Regions from separate parts of the Homo sapiens genome. Here region 1 is linked to region 2. A link is a loop called in an ENCODE intact Hi-C map of the cell type or tissue named here. Cell type or tissue: gastrocnemius medialis. All regions are shown on one strand. Links, peaks and the distances in the headings refer to the core of each region. The heading gives the core; the rest is flanking DNA.

Evidence for each region. Hi-C counts contacts between places; a loop is a spot of excess contacts. Peaks named below come from ENCODE experiments on the same cell type or tissue, not always from the same donor. Only the 100,000 strongest peaks of a DNase experiment are listed, where the experiment ranks them.
Region 1: it touches region 2 in a loop (3-fold over the local background); 2 of 110 quality-filtered maps call a loop at or near these places.

Annotation. Positions count from the first base shown.
Region 1 is chr1:32,499,272-32,504,639 of GRCh38, reverse strand. No RefSeq gene overlaps it. Among named protein-coding and RNA genes, the nearest start is that of ZBTB8B, 37 kb to the right of the region's middle. RefSeq lists silencers at 3,735-4,004, 4,095-4,224. In gastrocnemius medialis, for the core only: no CTCF peak of the experiment used is centred there; DNase peaks (open chromatin) are centred at 2,539, 3,679 and 4,531; H3K4me3 peaks cover 1,685 bases; H3K27ac peaks cover 5,000 bases.
Region 2 is chr1:32,700,781-32,706,148 of GRCh38, reverse strand. SYNC (syncoilin, intermediate filament protein) reads left to right here and starts at 3,379. Exons shown (of 5, transcript NM_030786.3): 1 at 3,379-3,541. The coding sequence starts at 3,489. RefSeq lists silencers at 2,830-2,919, 2,970-3,019 and enhancers at 2,380-3,145, 3,146-3,911. In gastrocnemius medialis, for the core only: no CTCF peak of the experiment used is centred there; DNase peaks (open chromatin) are centred at 2,898, 3,298, 4,278, 4,578 and 4 weaker places; H3K4me3 peaks cover 3,173 bases; H3K27ac peaks cover 4,892 bases.

The DNA of each region.
Region 1 (5,368 bases), core at 222-5,221, 200 kb after region 2:
CAGGATGGTCTCAATCTCCGGACCTTGTGATCCACCCACCTCGGCCTCCCAAAGTGCTGGGATTACAGGCTTGAGCCACCGCGCCCGGCCATGCCCAGCTAATTAAAAAAATTTTTTTTTTTAGAGACTAAGTCTCACTATGTTCCTCAGGCTGATCTGGAACTCCTGAGCTCAAGCGATCTGCCTGCGTTGGCCTCCCAAAGTGCTGGAATTACAGGCGTGAGCTACTGTGCCCAGCATCCTCTTGATTTTAAAGCTCCAGCCCTGAATCAGTTTAGATTACCTAAAAGCTACAAACTTAGACACTTAGACAATATGTTTATGATTTAGTGTTGTATACTTGGATTTTACTGATGGCCCATGTTAGAAACACCTCTTGTGAATTCTATAAAAATGCTGATAAAGGAATTGTCACCAGGCGACAAAGTAAGACCCTGTCTCAAAAAAAAAAAAAAAAAGGAATTGTCTATTTTCCAACATCCCTGATAGAGGGATACATTCCTCTTAGAGTTTAGTGTCAGAAAAACTTCCTTTCTCCTGACAGACATCTTTCCTATAATTATACAATGAGAACTATTACATTTAACAATCTTTTTGCTAGAAAAGTCAGAACTATGTTTAATGTTTAATTATACAATCTTTTTTTTTTTTTTTGAGACGGAGTCTCACTCTGTCCCCCAGGCTGGAGTGCAGTGGCGCGATCTCGACTCACTGCAAGCTCCACCTCCCGGGTTCTCGCCATTCTCCTGCCTCAGCCTCCCAAGTAGCTGGGACTACAGGTACCTGCCACCACGCCCAGCTAATTTTTTGTGTTTTTAGTAGAGGCGGGGTTTCACCATGTTAGCCAGGATGGTCTCGATCTCCTGATCTCGTGATCCACCCGTCTCGGCCTCCCAAAGTGTTGGGATTACAGGCGTGAGCCACCGTGCCTGGCCTAATTATATTATCTTTAGCCTTAATTATCCTTCCACTTTCCATGGCTTTTTACTGTTGATATTTATTTTAGGGTCTTTTTTTGTGGGGGAGATTACAGACCCCTGGCTAATGTTTGTATTTTTAGTAGAGACGGGGTTTTGCCATGTTGGCCAGGCTGGTTTTGAACCCCTGACCTCAAGTGATCTGCCCACCTTGGCTTCCCAAAGTGCTGGGGTTACAGGTGTGGCAGGATCTTACATGAGGCCCTTTACTGAGCGGTTATTGTTCCAGTTACGACTGCTGCTCAGCACCCATCTGAAACACAGTGGCAGAAACCACCGCCACCGTATAACACTGATTCTGCGGGTCAGGAAATCTGAAAGTGCACAGAGTGTCGGATTTTCTCTGCTCCACCGTGTCTGGGGCCTCATGTGGTGACTAACATCTAGGAGCTAGAACTGCTGGGGCTGGAGGAGCCACTCCAAGGTGGTTTCTTCACTCACAGGTTGAGCCTGGGCTAGGCTTCACTGGGACTGTATTCAGAGCACCTCTACATGGCCTCTCCTTGTGGCTGGGTGCCACTGGAGAGCAAACCCAGAGGGAAAGTCCTAAGATCCATAGACTGTATTCCAATAAAACTTAACATAAATGGACACAAATCTGAAATTTCATGTAATTTTCACGTCACAAAATATTATTGCTGTTTAGATTTTGTTTTAGCCATTTACAATTTAAAAACCAATTTTAGTTCACAGGGATACAAAAATAGGCAGTGAGCCAAGTTTGGCCTGTGGGCTACTGCAAAATTGAATGAAAAAAACAGGGTACAAAATTGTATTTACAGTATGATGTCATATAACTCAAAGAAAGAGAACTATATGTAAAGAAAAAGCTGAATGTAAATCTACCAAAATACTATTTATTTATTTATTTATAGAGATGGAGTCTCACTCTGTCGCCCAGGCTGGAGTGCAGTGGCGTGATCTCAGCTCACTGCAACCTCCGCCTCCCAGGTTCACGCCATTCTCCTGCCTCAGCCTCCTGAGTAGCTGGGACTACAGGCGCCTGCCACGACGCCTGGCTAATTTTTTGTGTTTTTAGTAGAGATGGGGTTTCACTGTGTTAGCCAGGATGGTCTCGATCTCCTGACTTCGTGATCCGTGCGCCTCGGCCTCCCAAAGTGCTGGGATTACAGGTGTGAGCCACCGCACCCGGCCCCAAAATGTTATTTTTATACTGAGATTATGGTTGATTTTTATTCCTTTTTGTTTCAATTTTACTGAAATATTTTACTGTAAGGATGGGAATAAACTGTTTTTGAAAGAATAAATGTGGTAGTGTTCACCTTCACAGTAGAATAGACCAAACATCATGGAGAGGAAGAAAAGAAGAGTGAATTCTATGGTGTTGGATTGGAATTGGAGTTTCACTCTCTCTCAGAAAATGTCCAGTGTGAAGGCCTGAAAGCAGCACCACTTCAAACACAATGAAAACACCCAGTATCTGGATCTTGGTTTGTAAATAACTGCTCTCCAGTAAACAGAACCAGGAGTCCCTGGAGAAGTATCTGATTCCAGGGCTGGGGCAGGGAGAAAGTACAAGATGAGCCTGGAACATCTTGTGCCGGAAGGAAGGAAGTATTCAAAGAACAATAGGGACATGCCAAATGAACACACAAGCTGGCTTGAACAGGCTTTCACTGGCCAAACCTGGGACAATTTGAACATTAAAATAAATGACAGCGGCCGGGCGCCGCGGCTCACACCTGTAATTCCAGCACTTTGAGAGGCCAAGGAGGATGGATAACCTGAGGTCGGGAGTTCGAGACAAGCCTGGCCAACATGGTGAAACTCCGTCTCTATTAGAAATACAAAAATTAGCTGGGCATGGTGACGCACGTCTGTAACCCCAGCTACTCAGGAGGCTGAGGCAGGAGAACCCCTTGAACCCAGGAGGTGGAGGTTGGAGTGAGCTGAGATCGTGCCACTGCACTCCAGCCTGGGCAACAGAGTGAGACTCCATCTCAAAAAATAAAAATAAAATAAAATAAATGACAGCAACAGATTATAACCTAACAGCCAGGCCCAGTGGTGCGCCTACAATGCCAAGTTATGCCAGAGGCTAAGGCAGCAGCCCAGGACTTCGAGACCAGCCTGGGCAATATAGTAGAACTCCCCATCAGCTAAAAAAGAAAAAAAAAAAGGAAACCATGTGTCCATATGTATGAAAAAAAAAATAAATGGGCCGGGTACGGTGGCTCACACCAGTAATCCCAGCCCTTTGGGAGGCCAAAGCCGGCGGCACACGCCTGTAGTCCCAGCTACTCGGGGGACAGAAGTGGGAGGACTGGTTGAATCCGGGAGGTTGAGGCTGCAGTGAACGGTGATCGCACCACTACACTCCAGCCTAGGTGCCAGAGCGAGACTTTGTCCCAAAAATAAAAATAAGGTTTAAAAGGTTTGATGAGAAATGGTGATTCATGAAAATTCAAAGTACCACCCTACAAAATACTGTTATTATAACTGCCAAGTGAGTGTGACCTTACAGCGGAGAAGCCTACAGACAGCATCTTAAAGATAAAAGTGAGCATCATCAGTGATGAGACAAATTGACAAGCTGAAATTGTGTGCCACTAGACGTGCTGCGTTGAGAAGACCGCAGCAGCCCTTCTGTGACAGTCCTGTCTAGGATAAAGAACCTGAATCCAGTCGAGATGAGACAGACAAAGCCCAATTGAGGGAAGTTCTGCAAATTCGCTGGCTCGCGCCCCGCCCCCGGCGGCTGCTGTCTCTGCGCGGCGCAGACCAAGCCTCCCCGGAGTCCGCCGCGCCGGACGGCTCCAGACACGCCCGACGCCGTCCCCGCCGCCTTCCCGCCGCCGCCGCCGCCGCCGCCAGGAGGCTCCGCGCGCCTTCCCGGCTTTCCCCGGGCCGGGCCGGGCGGCGACAGCGGCGCGGCCATTGTTCCGCAGCCCCTTCCGGGCGCGCAGGAGAGGCCGGCCGGCCGGGCGCGGGGAGGGACGGCCGGGAGCCGGTGCCCGCCAACGCCCACCGCCGCCGCCCGCGCCTCCTCCTTGGCCGTTCCCAACCCCTCGGAGACAGCGCTGCAGCTGCTGCGCCCCAGGCTGCAAATGGCGCCCGCTCGGCTTGGCGCCTCCGGCCTCGCTCTCGGCCGGGAGACGGCTGAGGGCCGCACGCCCGTGGCCCGCATCCCAACGCCGCCGCCGCCGCCGCCCGCTACCAGGCTGGTTGCAGGTCCGGGGCAGCCCCGACGCCCTCCCGCCCTCTCGCCCTCTCGCCCTCTGCCCGCGCTGCGCGCAGCGGCAATCATTCCCCCTCCACCCCTCCTGCCAAGGGGACCTACGGGCGTCCCAAGAACAATAATTAGATTATTTTAAAATTGTAAAATACATAACAATATCATTTAAAAATGCAACTTAGGGACATTAAAGATATTCATGGCGTGCAACCATCAGTACTATCTAGTTCCAAAACTTTCTCATCGCCCCAAAGGCACCGGCACCATGAGCACTCAAGTCATTCCCCATTCCCTCCTTCCCTCAGCCTCCACCAACCGCCACTGGACTTTTTGTCTCCACGGATTTGCCTATTCAGGATCTTTTTCTCTCCCTTCCTCCCTTCCGTTCCTTCCTTCCTTTTTTTTTTTTTTTTTTTTTTTTGACGGAGTCTCTCTCTGTTGCCCAGGTTGGAGTGCAATGGCGCAATCTCGGCTCACTGCAAGCTCCGCCTCCCGGGTTCACGCCATTCTCCTGCCTCAGCCTCCCGAGTAGCTGGGATTACAGGCGCCTGCCACCAGGCCCGGCTAATTTTTTGTATTTTTAGTAGAGATGGGGTTTCACTATTGCTGTCCAGGCTGGTCTCGAACTCCTGACCTTGTGATCCGCCCGCTTCGGCCTCCCAAAGTGTTGGGATTACAGGCGTGAGCCACCGCGCCCGGCCAGGATATTTCGTATAAATGGAATCAAACAATATGTGGTCCTTTGTGACTGGCTTCTCTCACCTGAAGCAATGTTTCAAAGGTTCCTCCATGTTGTAGCAGGCATCAGAACTTCCTTTTAATGGATGAATAATATTCCACCTGTGTGTGTGCGCGCATGTGTGTGTGTGACATTTTTGTTCATTAGTTGATGAACATTTGGGTATTTCCACCTTTAGGCTATTGTGAACAGAGCTGCTATGAACCTTTGTGTACAAGTTTCAGTTTGAACACCTGTTTTCAAATAACTAAATACACTTTACTCTCCTTCTAATGGAAAACTCTACAGCCACCTGCAGTTTTTTCCCCCATTAATTCTGGGAGCTCCTGGAAGTATATCATGTGCATTCCTCTCAAATTTCCTGCCAGCCATGATTTTATTTATTTAGGAGACATGTAGGTCAACTTTCCTGCCCCTCTCCAGGGCCCCTTCTCAGGGGACCTGTCCCCATGACCA
Region 2 (5,368 bases), core at 310-5,309:
CAAGCTGTGATTCTGCATCTTTGGCAGATTGTATTTTCCCAAGACAGAGGCAATACTATATCCCATTCCATAAGCTCTTCTTATACTGTGACTTTGACACACCCTTCCCATTAAAAGGTGGCATCTATGTCCCCTCCCCATGAGCTGGAGGCCCGGGTTTTTGTGACTGCCTTTAGCAACAGAATAGGTCAGCAGTGACAGTGTGTAGCTTCCAAGGCTAGCTCAAAAAAAATGCCTTTCACTTCTGCCTTGTTCTTTTGGGACGTTTACTGTTGGGACTTAGCCACCATGCCATGAGGAAGCACAAGCAACCCGTGGAAAAGCCCATGTGGAGGAGAACCAAGACCCCCAGCCAAATACCCTGCTGAGCTCCCAGCTGACAGACCGCATCAACTTGCCAGCCACATGAGTGAGCTGTCCTGGACGCGAGTTCTGCAACCTCTGGGCAAGCCACCTCAGCTGATGCCACGTGAAGCAGAAATGAGCTGCCTCCACCAAGCCGTGCCCAAATCACAGATCTGTGGGTAAAATAAATGATTGTTATTATTATAAAAAACAAAAACAAACAATTTTTTTAAGGTCCTACTATGTGGTAGTCCCTGTGCTGGGCTCTGGAGACACAGCAGTAAACAAGACACATAAAGTCTCTGCCCTCATGGGGCTTCCATTCTAGTGGGGAAGCAGAGAAGAAAATAATTGAAAATGAATAGTATTGGCCGGGAGCGGTGGCTCATGCCTGCAATCCCAGCACTTTGGGAGGCCGAGATGGGCGAATCACGAGGTCAGGAAATCGAGACCATCCTGGCTAACACGGTGAAACCCCGTCTCTACTAAAAATACAAAAAAATTAGCTGGGCATGATTGCAGGCACCTGTAGTCCCAGCTACTCCGGAGGCTGAGGCAGGAGAATGGCCTGAACCCAGGAGGCGGAGCTTGCAGTGAGCTGAGATTGCACCACTGCACTCCAGCTTGGGCAACAGAGTGAGACTCCGTCTCAAAAAAAAAAGAAAGAAAATGAATAGTATTGTTGCAGATTGATAAGTGCTGCACAGAAAATAAACAGGGTGACAGGGATAAACAGTAAATGGGGTGAGGCATGGTGGCTCCTGCTTGTAATCCCAGCACTTTGGGAGGCTGAGTCTGGAGGATCCCTTGAGGCCAGGAGTTTGAGATCAGCCTTAACAACATAGTGAGACCCCATCTCTATTAAATAAAATTTTACAAAACCCAACAAAACAAAAAAGCCCATAACAAAAAAATAAATGGGTGGACATTATGGGCAGGGGGTGGGGAGGCATCAGAGAAGGCCTCTGTGAGATGTGATCTGAGACCTGAAGGAGAGTAAAAGGTGGGCTGTGAAGAGCTGGAAAGGGTTTTCTAGGCAGAGGGAGCAGCAGAAAAGGCCTGGCTGGGTGTGGTGGCTCACTCCTGTAATCCCAGCACTTTGGGAGGCTGAGGTAGGAGGACTGCTTGAGCCTAGGAGTTTGAGACCAGCCTAGGCAACACAGTGAGACCTCGTCTTTACAAAAAATACAAAAATTATCCAGGTGTGGTGGTGTGCATCTGTAGTTCCAGCTACTCGGGAGGCTGAGATGGGAGGATCACCTGAGCCCAGGAGGTTGAGGCTGCCGTGAACCATGATTGCACCACCGTACTCCTGCCTGGATGACAGAGTGAGACCCTGACTGCAAGAAACAACAGCAACAAAAAAAACAACAACAAAGGCTTGGAGGTGGGGAAGTTTCTGGGACCCTGGGGAATTCAGGGTTTCAGCCTAAAGAAGCGCTGAGCAGGAGGGTAGGAGCGGGTCAGAAATTCAGTCCTAGGGACAGCCTAAGGCCAGGTCCTGGGCTGGGGGTTGGAGGGGCAGAGCCAGCTCTTCTGAATGCCACCCTTGCCGCCTGTTGCTTGGTACCACAGCAAACAGAGCCTCTGGCAGGCCTGCCCTTGCTGCCTTAGCTCTCCTCTGGCGGGCAGCAGATGTCAAATGCCCAGCAGCTGAGGCTTCGCCAGCCTCCTCCCCTGGAATAGTTCGGGGGTAAGTCAGAAAATGACCAGCAGCCTCAAAACCTGGCTTTTTCTCGTGCGTACCTTACAAGGGTATATTTGGCTGCCCTGGGTGTTAAATCTTCCACCCCCTTGCATTAGACAGAGAAATATAAATATACAGCCACAGGCAGCACACTCAGACGCGAGGATGAATGAACATTTATCAACCCCCAGTCACGCACAAGCACACAGTCAGAGTCACAAGCGGGACCATATGCATGCCCCCCACACAGAGTCAAAACCGCCAGCCCCACAAAGACACTCCACCATGGCACAATCACCACACACATTCACCCTGAGATCACACAATCACACATCCACATGCTCACACACAGACATGTACCCCACAATCACCGCAGAGTCACACAGGGGCACACAAGCCCACACACATTCAACACCACGGCATGCTTCCCCCACCGGCCTCCCAGGCACCCCAGCCCCTGGGGCTTGTTATGGTGCCAGCATTCTTCTGCGATTGAGTCAAAGACCTCCCCAGACAGGGTAGCTAAGTGGAAAAAGGAATCCGAAGGAAGAACGCCTGAAGCCCAGGTCTGGGAAGGGGCCCAGCAGCTTCTCTCTTGGGGAGAAAGACGTCAGTGCTGGTTTGACCCTCACACTAGTGGGCTGAGGACGTGGGGGGAGGTATGTCTTGAAGTTGACAGAAGTGGGCTGAGTGGGGTGACAGGTGGAGCAGGAGAGAGACCCCAGGAAGCCTCAAAGGGTGGGGCAGAAAGTGGGGTTAAATATGGACTCAATGTGATAGGCGTAAACTCCTCCGCAGTTCTCTCTAACCCCAGCCACCCAGCCCGCCCCCAGGCTCCAGGCTGTCCCCAAACGCGCGGGGTGTGGCCGTGAACCCTCCTCCCCGGCCGCGCCCTGCCCCGCCCTTCACGACAGCTGCCGGGGACAGCCCGGAGTGCCCAGAGGGTGGCTGCGGCCCTTCCCCTCTTGGGTGGGGACCAGAGGGCGCTGAGCGGCAGCGGACACCCCCAAACACTCGCGGGAGAGGGGTGCTGGCTCCCTTTGAGCAGCCCGCCCAACCCTGCCTCCACCCTCCCAGGCTGGACAGGGAAGGTGCTCCCTGGGGCTTCAGACCCCCCTTCTGACTCCCCCTGCAACGGGACCTCACGAAAGGAAGGGTGGAGAGAAGGTTCGGGAAGACGAGGGGGCTGGGAGGTTTGGAAAGACAGCTCCAGGCCCCCGTTCCCACCCCCGCCCCAGGCTGGTCCGGGAGGGGCAGCCTCTCCCCGCCCCCAGGTCCGCGCGGCCGCTCCCTCCTCCCCCGGCAGGAGCCCCGGCCAAGTGGGCGCGCCCGGCCCGGGGCCGGCCGGGATCCGGTGTCGGTTGCAGCTGGCAGTGCGGCGGGCGCGGGCGCCGGAGCGAGGGGCCCGCGGGCCCGGCTATTAATAACGCGGCCGCCAGCCCGGGGTCGCGCAGCCATGGCCAGCCCGGAGCCCCGGCGCGGCGGGGACGGCGCCGCCCAGGCCGCGAGGTAGGACAGTGCCGGGCCCGCGTCGCCGCCCCGCTGGGGAAGGGGTGCTGCTGGACGGGTTCCCTTTCCCCCCGACCGCGGGCGTCTTTCGCCTGTCTAGGGGTAGTGGTCCAGCCGGGGTGGGGCACTGGAGCCGCCTCGTGAGGGGACATCGGGGAGTCGGGCCGTCCCGGGGTCCTGGCACCTCCGTTTGTCTGTGGCTTTTTATAATACCCCTCCCCCTCCCGGGACTACATGAAAATTAACCCTTCCAGGCGAGTGGGCATCCACCGCTCAAGTGCCATTTGGCCCATAGCAGCCAAAGACACTTCTCGCTAGCCTTCATTCCTCCCTGCAAATGTCAGTTGGAGACAGAGGCCTCCCCTGCTGAAGTGGCTGTGTGGAAGCCACTTGGTGCAAGGCTGGGCATCTGCCAGCTTGAAGTTAAGAGTCTGTCAGGGCTTGTTCTCTCCCGTCTGGCCTGGGATGGGTGGGGGAAGGGTCCAGGGGCCCTCCCCACTATCCCTCCTGGCAGGGCACGGCTGATTATTGGGGGAAGGGACCTGTGGCTGAGGGGTTTGGGGTGAGGTGTATTTCTGTCCCAGGTCATACTGTGGCTCTGGGACTTCCCAGTGTACCAAGAGGTGAGGGTGCAAATACATAGCTCCCGACACCCCTTCACTGTCACACAGGGGCACAAAGCTGAGCGGTCTTACACACACACACTCACCCATACTGCTGTCCACACCTACAGCTACAGTCAGACACACGGACTCTTGCCTGCACAATGTCACATGGACTCCCAGCCACATCCCTGAACAGGGTTGGAGAGCTCTGCGGTTCTCTGGGGACAGGGACAGAGTGGCAGAGGCAGGCTGCCCAGGGCCCAAGGAAGCCCGAGGTCAGGGGCCCCAACTAAGCTGGCTTCCTCTCCTCTGAGCCTCCTGTCATCTGCTTCTTTCCCTCCTCTCTCTGTTTAAAAGAGGCGGCTGTGTGAGGGCAGCACCCAGCAGAGGCCTGGCACCATGGGTGGGGTGGTGGAGGCAGCACGATGTGTGCTAACAGCACAGCTTGGAGGTCAGGAGGCCTGGGTTTTACTTCCAGCTTTGCCATTCGACCTTGGGCAGATTTCCTCCTTGGAGTTCATCTGGTTTCTGCCTGTCTGCCCTTACAGAGCCCCACCCTAGGATATAGAGCAGAATGAGAACTCTGCTTGTCCTTAGGAAACTCACTATCAGGGAGACAGACACATGTACTTCTGTAACTGGAGCAATAAGTGTGAAGATGTGCTGCATACAGAGTGCCCTGAGAACACACATGGGGCTGTCTGGGAGATACTTTACGGAAGAGATGAAGTTTGAGCAGGGCTTGAAGGATGAGTAGAAATTTGTTAGATAGATAGAAGTATATTGTGGGCCCGGCGCGGTGGCTCACGCCTGTAATCCCAGCACTTTGGGACGCCGAGGTGTGCGGATCACCTGAGGTCAGGAGTTCAAGACCAGCCCGGCCAACATGGTGAAACCCGGCTCTACTAAAAATACAAAAATTAGCCAGGCGTGGTGGCGTGTGCCTGTAATCCCAGTTACTTGGGAGGCTGAGACAGGAGACTTGCTTGAACCCAGGAGGCAGAGGCTGCAGTGAGCGGAGATTACACCATTGCACTCCAGCCTGGGCAACAAGAGTGAAACTCCATCTCAAAAAAAAAAAAAGTATATTGTGACTGCTGCATGCCAGGCTTTTTATATGTGCTGTAGTTACCTCTTTTGGACCTCACGCCTATCCTAGGAGGGTGGTAAATACTGCAGGCCTTCTCCAGCCTCCACCACTTACAACAGTTGTGGAACCTTG